3 separate regions of the Homo sapiens genome follow, and regions 2 and 3 are each linked to region 1. Evidence: chromatin loops called from intact Hi-C (ENCODE). Cell type or tissue: heart right ventricle. All regions are shown on one strand.

Region 1 (2,500 bases):
GGAAGAACCAGCACCACACATACTTCAGGAAATTAAATAAGAAACTTAGGTAGTGGTGCTGCCTGGCTTTGGCCAAGCCCTGTTCTTTTTTGCCTTAACATTCTGCCTTGAAGCACCACTTTATGAAGCTCTGGTCATTGTTTTTGCAAAGCAGGAATGCACAAGGCATAACAGTGGTGTGCACCTACCACATGTGAAGCTGAACGTCATTTTGCTAAACGCAATTAGCAGAGTCTGTAAGTCCTTCTCTTTAGAGACTCATTCTGGCTGTGATCTATGTAAGTGGCATGCAGGGACCAGGAGGTTTTTTTTTTTTTGTCTCAATTTTCATTTCTAAGATACGGAGTTGCTAAAGGTCTTGGCGGGTTTCATCGACTACAGAGCTGTAGAGGAAGAAGCTGATGTCAGGAAGGGAGAAGTTATCAGAGGCCAGAATAGCAGCATCTGATCAGATCCTAGTGAGGTGTAAGGAGGGGAAGCCCTGGTTTCCTCCCTCTTGCCTTCCTCTGAGGGTCCAGAGCCACCTTGACTGTCTTGGGAGGCAGGATAGAAACCTGGCTTAGCACTGGGGCTTTAGAGCAGACAGACCTAGTTGAACAGCCTGGCCCTGGACCTACCAGTTGTGTGATCTTGGAAACTTCGTTTGCTAACCAGTCCAGTCCTATTCTGTAAAATACAGATAATGTTAGTACCTATGTCACTGAGCTGTTGGATTGAGTTCAGTGAGGAAATGTATACAAAGTGCCTGGAGCTCAATAAATGAAATATTTTATTATTAGTATTGCTGAGTGGTCTTTTCCATGTGTCCAATTTAGCCCAAGGTCTTGATAATTTCATGTCATTTCCTGTACAGGCCCCTTAAAACTATAGTCAGGAATAGCTGGAGAGAGAACCTAGGTTGAAAGATCTGCTTGCTTAGACTAAACCATGAATTACTGTGTACGTGTTTGGATGGGAAATGGGTGGAGGACTTGGACCTCCGTGGATAGGGACCACCCTCTACATGGGAAAGGCCCTCTTGTGATTTCACACAGCTTCTCTGGGGGCTCCAGAGGCAGTTACAGGAAGTGAGGAACAGGCAGGAAAGCACGTCTAGCCAGCAGGCCACTGTGAGGCCCCAGGGAGCAGGACAAACATGGCATACAACAGTCCCCAGGGCAGATGCAGGAGGAAGGTGGGAGCCTGGCAGGAAATGCATTTACTGGGTAGGCTGCAGCTGAAAGCACCATCACTCCCTGGAGGAAGTCACAGGATCTAGGCAGGCGGGCAAACCTAGCAGGGATTGGCTGTGGAAGCTCGGCCGGCTGGGTGGTCAGAAGGTCTGGCCAACGGCATCTGAGCCCAGCCTGTGGGCTGGGGACAGGGCAGGGTTCTCTTCCCTGGGAAGGAGCTGGCATGAGCTTAGTAGCCCTTTTGTGGAAAATGGAGCCCATGAGAACCAGGAGTCAGCCCTAGGACATCAGAACTTGGCCTCCATGGACAATAAGGGCAGCACAGAAAAGAATAATACTGGAGGTTGCATCTATTACTTTGCTATGTGCTTCAAATCACATTATTTCAAATAATCTTCACACCAACTCAATGCAGAAAATGTTATCACCATGTTACTGTGTAAACTGAGGCTCATCTAAGTTAACTGACTTGCCTTGTGTTGCAGAGCTGCTCAGTGGCAGAACCAGGGGTCACCATGTCTGCTCATTCAGTATCTCACGCTTTTACCCATGGTACCAGAGTGCCCTGGTCTCCAACTGGCCGGGGGCCAGGGTCTGCCTCACCAGCAGCTGTTCACACTCATTCTTTTTGTATTATGTAAAAAGCACTGCACTGTGGGCTGAGAGCCATGCAGATACTCCACGGGACTTTGGAAGGGATCTGATGAAGCTCCTTATTCAATTTCCTCAATTTAAAGACAAGGAAATGGTGGTTCAGAGAGGCTAACAGCTTTGCCTGTGGTCACTCAGCAAGACAGTAGTGGAGCCAGGACCCGAACAAGGTCTGCTGGCTCCCTGCCCCATGGCGTCCCCACTGCATTGTGCCGTTTTCCTCCCGTGCTGCAGGGGACATGAGCAGACTGCTGCATGCTGCATGTACTGCTGCTGCTGCACCAGGAACATCAACAGAATCCAGCATTTAAAGGCCACCAGCATACCTCGCAGGACAGGTGGCAGGAGAAATTTGTGTCTGCAGTTGTATTTGTAAACACAGCGTGGAGAATATATCAAGAATCCAGCAAGAACTGCACAGGTTCTATTTGTCTGCTAAATAGAATGAAGTAAGTGCCAATGGAAAATGGATTGAGGAAAAGGTGGAAGTTTTCAAGTCACATAGAATGGCAGGAGGGGTGGTAATCTGACGTCTTGGGCAAGGATAGACCTGTATCTCAGTGTGTATGTCTGTAGCTCTGGCTCAGCTATTGCTGTCTCATCTGTCTCCCTGGCTGGCTAAGCATCTTGAGGACAAGACTGTGTTATATTCACTTTTGCATCAGCAGCATCCAGCA
Region 2 (2,500 bases), 110 kb after region 1:
GGGAACACGACTTTTAAGAAACAATACTTACCCTCACAATGTGCAAAGCACTCTGCTATTTTCTATTATATTCTGTTCAATTCAATTCTATTGTATTTTATTGTGTTCTAGTTCTCTTTTCTTAAAGGTAGGTTGTTCTTGAGACCCTGAGTGCATATTAGAATCACTTGGAGGGCTTTAAAGAAATTCAGGGCCCAGGTTTTACTGCTAGTGATTTAATGGGTCTGGGGAGGTGGGCACCTGAGGCCAGAGTTTGGAGCAGGGCCTCTGAGGAGGAAGATGGGATCCAGGGCACAGAAGCAAGAGTTGCCTCCGAAAATAAAGGACTTGTCTTTCTCCTGCCCTGTGAGGGAACAGGGAGGCAGCAGGAGGCAATGTGGCTGTGGTGATGGGTACCCAGAGTCAAGCGCAGCAGCAGGCTCAGTGGCCTGATGGCCAACAGGGCCAGAGCGGAGGCCAGACATGGTGGGAAGGGGCCTGGCCCTGGCTAGAGTTCCCATGTGGAATGGGACAGGGAGGTAACCAGGAATGGGGTTCCTTGACCCCAGGCTGAGCTGAACCCTCAAAAGGGGAAGAAGAGACACTAGAGTGAGCTCCTGGAGGACGTGGCCCCTCTCTAGCCTTAGGACATGGCTAAAGGCCCTTCGGATCTCAGCCTGACTTGGAGGAAAGCGGCTATGGCCAGACCCTGTGCAGACTCCACGCGGGGAGCTGCTTCTCTTGGGCCTCTCAGTGCAAGACTTTCATGTTTTTCAAATCAGGCCAACTCAGCTCGGTTCAACTAAGATTTCTGTAGTACCAGCCTGGGCTAACGGAAGGAAGAGGGTGATGGATCAGACCTAGTCCCTGCCATGGGGAGTTTGGCAGATAAGTCTAAAGTGGGGATGAAATGTTCTAGGACTTGGTTTCCAGGCTCGGTTCTGCTGCTTTCTGGCCATGGGTCTCTGGGCTTAGGTTTTCTCATGTGCCACGATGGGGACATCAGGCCCTGCCTTGCCCTGTCTGCCTCACAGAGGCACTGGGGATGAGGTGGGGGAATCGGAGTGAAAGTTCCCTGTAAGCTTCTGGGTGCCAAGGGTGACTTAAAATGACAGTGATAAAAATAACAGCAGGAACAATAATCATGACAACAGCTGACAAGTAGCCACTGTTGAAAGACAGCTGTTTTGGTGGGAAGAGCGCAGAATTTGGCATTCGGCCAGCTTTTCCATTCCAGCTCTTTCTGACTTTGTGCTACCTGTGTGTTCTTAACCTCTGCGAACCCTATTTTCCTTATCTGTAAAATTGAGATGTATAATTCCCACCTCAGGGGTTGTTGGGAGGCTTGAATGAGATAACACAATGGAAGGGATGTTGGTGTTTAAAACTCTAAATTACTCAGCCGAGCAGAGCCGTCGGAATGTCTTCCTCACTAAGCCTTCCTTCCCAGGCTTCTATTACTGGTTCCGTGCATGCTGGCGCCTCGTGTCTCCCCAAGCTCTCTTTGGCCACACCTTTGCTTTGGGTCAGGCCTGTGCTTCCTCAAACACAGGAACTGAGGAACAGGGCAAAGGAACAGGGCAGTCAATCACTGCTTTCTTCTTCCAAGCCTCTCTAGACCTTTAGCTCTCGCTCAGAAGCCAGGGACTGAAGGCTCTGTAAGTGGCCGTTATGTAGGAGCCTGAATCCCTGTTCTCTGTCTCCTTAGCAACTTTCTCAACAAGCTCCACTTTTTCAGGGGCTGGCTCCGATCTATCATGCTGTCACTCTGCTGCAGCAGTCTCAAACTTTAGCATTTGAGTTTGGTTAAAAATATGGACATTTGGCAGTGTGTGGTGGCTCATGCCTGTAATCCCAGCACTTTGGTAGGCCAAGGCAGGAGGATCACTTGAGCCCAGGAGTTCAAGGCCAGCCTGTACAACATAGCAAGACCCCGTCTGTATATTATTAAAATTTTATTTTTTGAATAATATGGAGATTCATACCAGGCATGCCACTGCCTCAGGACATTTGCCCTTGCTGTTTTCTCCACCTGGAATGTTCTTTCTACCCCCTCCCCTCTACCCTGCTCCATATCTGCACAGCTTGCTCCTTTTCCTCTTTAGGCCTTTACTCAAATGCCTCCTTCCCACTAGGGAGGTCAGTGAATCACTCCGTTTAAAGGGCAGCACTCCTCCCTGTCACTCCTCACCCCACCCCTTGTTTCTTTTCCTCTGTATCTCCAACTGCCTTCTGACATACTGTGCTCACTCATTTACTCTCTCCTAATTATTTGCACATTTCCCTCCCCCAGTGTGTAAGCTCCATGAAGACAGGGGCATTTATTTTGCCACGTGAAGCATCTCCAGCACCTAGAATAGTGCCTGGTATTTGTAGTTGTTCAATAAATATGGATTTAATGAAAGAATTTTGAATCTGTAGATCTGGGGCAAGGCCTGAAACCTGCATTTTAGCATGGCTCCAGGGCACTCTGATTCTTTGTGAGTCACTGTTCTAATTGTTGTCCTCCATCTGTGCTGCA
Region 3 (2,500 bases), 100 kb after region 1:
TCCTCTTCATGTGGGGAATACCTCAAGTCCTCAAGAGACCACCAAATGGCTTCAGGATTTCAGCAGAGCTAAGGGGAAATGGGCCAGTTAGGGGCATTCTCTTTCATGGCCATTTCTGCTTCAAGGAGAGATCCTGGTGCAGGTGTCAGAGGACCAGAGTTGGGATTCTGTCATGGTAGCTGACTCAGAGTGCAGCCATAGGTGGGAACTCAACCTCTTTGAGCCTCATGCTCCCTGTCTGTGAAATGAGACTGGACCTGGTCCTTCTACCTTTTCCTCATGTTGAGACTGTTTCTAGCTCCAACCCTGTTCTGGAAACTGGATTTCTGTGATGAGTGAGAAGCAGGAGAAGTTGCAGGCAGTATGCCTTCTGGAGTAAAGGGAAGTAGATTTTGGCAGAAGTCTCTGGGAGGAGGCGTCTTTGTCTCCTGAGGCTGGATGCCTGAGGTCTGGCCTCACCTAGGTGTTGGTTACCATTTTGGAAATACTACGAATTTACTTTGGTTGCATTCCCCATTCTACTGGATTTAGAAACATTGAATCATTCTTCCAGTAAACAATCAGGGACTACCTGCCAGCTGCCATGTGCTGTCCTAAGTGCTCATGGCATTACTGTTCAGCTGGCATAGTCACTGACAACTTCAACTCAGGTGTGGGGTGAACTGGTTTCAATGCTTGTGGGCCTTTCTGCTGGACATTTAGGGCTCATCTTAAGTGCATCAAAGAAGGGGCCCTTGGAAGAATCTGGACTCCCGAGCCCTCCAGCAAAGCTGGAGCCAGGACATGGGCTGGGTCAGCTCCTGAGATGACTCCAGCTGAGTCACAAATCTAAGCGCTTGGCTGTTCTTTGCAGGTGCCGTAACCTCTCATTTCCTGACAGCCTGCCAGAGGTGAGCATCGTGTTCATCTTCGTCAATGAAGCGCTTTCAGTGCTGCTGCGCTCCATCCACTCGGCCATGGAACGCACGCCCCCACATCTGCTCAAGGAGATCATTCTGGTGGATGACAACAGCAGTAACGGTGAGTGTCGGAGCTTCCCAGGGCCCAGGCCCTACTTCCTGGCTGACATCTAAGCTGATGGTTCAGCGTCGTGGTTCACATTTGCTCAAGGCTGTCTGTGGCTGCTCTTTCTCTGGAGCATAGATGAGAAATTCATGGTGGCCACTGCTTCAGAAGGTTCACTCCGTCTGAGCATGGCCTCTGCATCCCAGAGGGGTCTGGTCCTTAGGCTTTTTCTCCTGGCTGGCTACTCTCCCCTCCCATATTCCAGTGCAATAGATAAGATAGAAGGCCCTGACCTCCTACCCTACCATGTACACAGTGAACATGTCCAGTGACTCTTTTCCATGATGCATCATTTCACCTAGTAGGGTTCCACAGCCTCTGCCTGGAAGATTGTTCACTGGTGTTATGTTAGCAGTGGCAGTGGTGATGATGGTGCTGGTGGTGATGGAGGTTGTAGTGGTGGTGATGATGGGGATGGCAGTGGACACGTAACTCAATGACAGCAACAGACTTGTTGAATGTCTAGCCTCTTTGCTGGATCCCCTGTTCCCTGTTCCATCTGTCCCTAGCCAGACCCTGGGTGGCCTGCAAACACCTTGTTGAAGCCATCAAATCACTAACTCTCTTTCTCCAGCACTACCAGCCACCCCTTTTCCCTGGTGTACATTTCTTGGTCTCTGATTCTTTGCCCCCCCATATGCCATCATATACCATTCCAGACTGAAAGACCACATTTTGAGACAGCTGAAAAACCAGTGTTCTTGATAGGACCATTTATATGAATGTATTTCTGATAATGCATGATTTCTCAAAATAGACTGCTGGGTCACTGTATCATAGAAACACTAAGCTTGTTTTATCTTTTGAGCTTTCTTTGCTGTCAGGTAATAAATTTCCTAGTGAATCAGTTGCTGTAATGAGAAGTTCAGATGGGCAATTTGTGATTTGTTGTCAATTAAAGCTGAAATACATTGGATAATTGAAATGTATTTAATCTGAGAAAGCAAATCTTCATTTTCATTTTATCATCATGTGGTAAGAAGTGTGGGAGCAGTGCTGTAAGGGGATTTTAGAAATTTCTGAAGGGCTTTGCTGGAGAATCATTTGACTTTCATTGTTCCGTGGACATGAAGAAAGGAAAAGGCATCGAGGATGCAAATAGGCAACATAGTCTTAAAGGTAATTGTCTATCATGGGGGAGACAGGAAGGGCTCAGCTCCCATCTCTGATGGCTGCCTACCATCATCTAGCCTGGGACCCAAAAAACGGGCGCCTAAGAAAACTCCCATTCCCTAGTGACTAATGCCAGACAGCCTGACTAGCCTGCCCCACACACTCTATCCCTGGACTTCACCTAGGCCTGCTGATCCTCCTCACGTCTTACATTGTAAGGAGGCACAGGATGGAAGAACCAGCATTCAAGGATGAAAACATTCCCCAAGCAAGAGGCTGAACTCCTCACATAATAAGAGAGAAGAGTATGGAGCACTAGGAG

What was found. A loop is a pair of places that touch in the nucleus more often than their neighbours do. Peaks named below come from ENCODE experiments on the same cell type or tissue, not always from the same donor. Only the 100,000 strongest peaks of a DNase experiment are listed, where the experiment ranks them.
Region 2: a loop joins it to region 1, with 2.2 times the contacts of the local background. A loop is called at or near these places in 5 of 110 quality-filtered maps.
Region 3: a loop joins it to region 1, with 2.2 times the contacts of the local background. A loop is called at or near these places in 3 of 110 quality-filtered maps.

Annotation. Positions count from the first base shown.
Region 1 is chr11:11,534,469-11,536,968 of GRCh38, reverse strand. All of the region lies in intron 1 of GALNT18 (polypeptide N-acetylgalactosaminyltransferase 18), which reads left to right. Among named protein-coding and RNA genes, the nearest start is that of GALNT18-AS1, 34 kb to the left of the region's middle. In heart right ventricle, a CTCF peak has its summit at 1,250; a DNase peak (open chromatin) is centred at 1,117; H3K27ac peaks cover 2,500 bases.
Region 2 is chr11:11,426,383-11,428,882 of GRCh38, reverse strand. All of the region lies in intron 3 of GALNT18 (polypeptide N-acetylgalactosaminyltransferase 18), which reads left to right. Among named protein-coding and RNA genes, the nearest start is that of CSNK2A3, 74 kb to the right of the region's middle. In heart right ventricle, no CTCF peak of the experiment used is centred here; a DNase peak (open chromatin) is centred at 1,473; H3K27ac peaks cover 2,204 bases.
Region 3 is chr11:11,431,141-11,433,640 of GRCh38, reverse strand. GALNT18 (polypeptide N-acetylgalactosaminyltransferase 18) reads left to right here. Exons shown (of 11, transcript NM_198516.3): 3 at 854-1,020. Among named protein-coding and RNA genes, the nearest start is that of CSNK2A3, 79 kb to the right of the region's middle. In heart right ventricle, no CTCF peak of the experiment used is centred here; no DNase peak of the experiment used is centred here.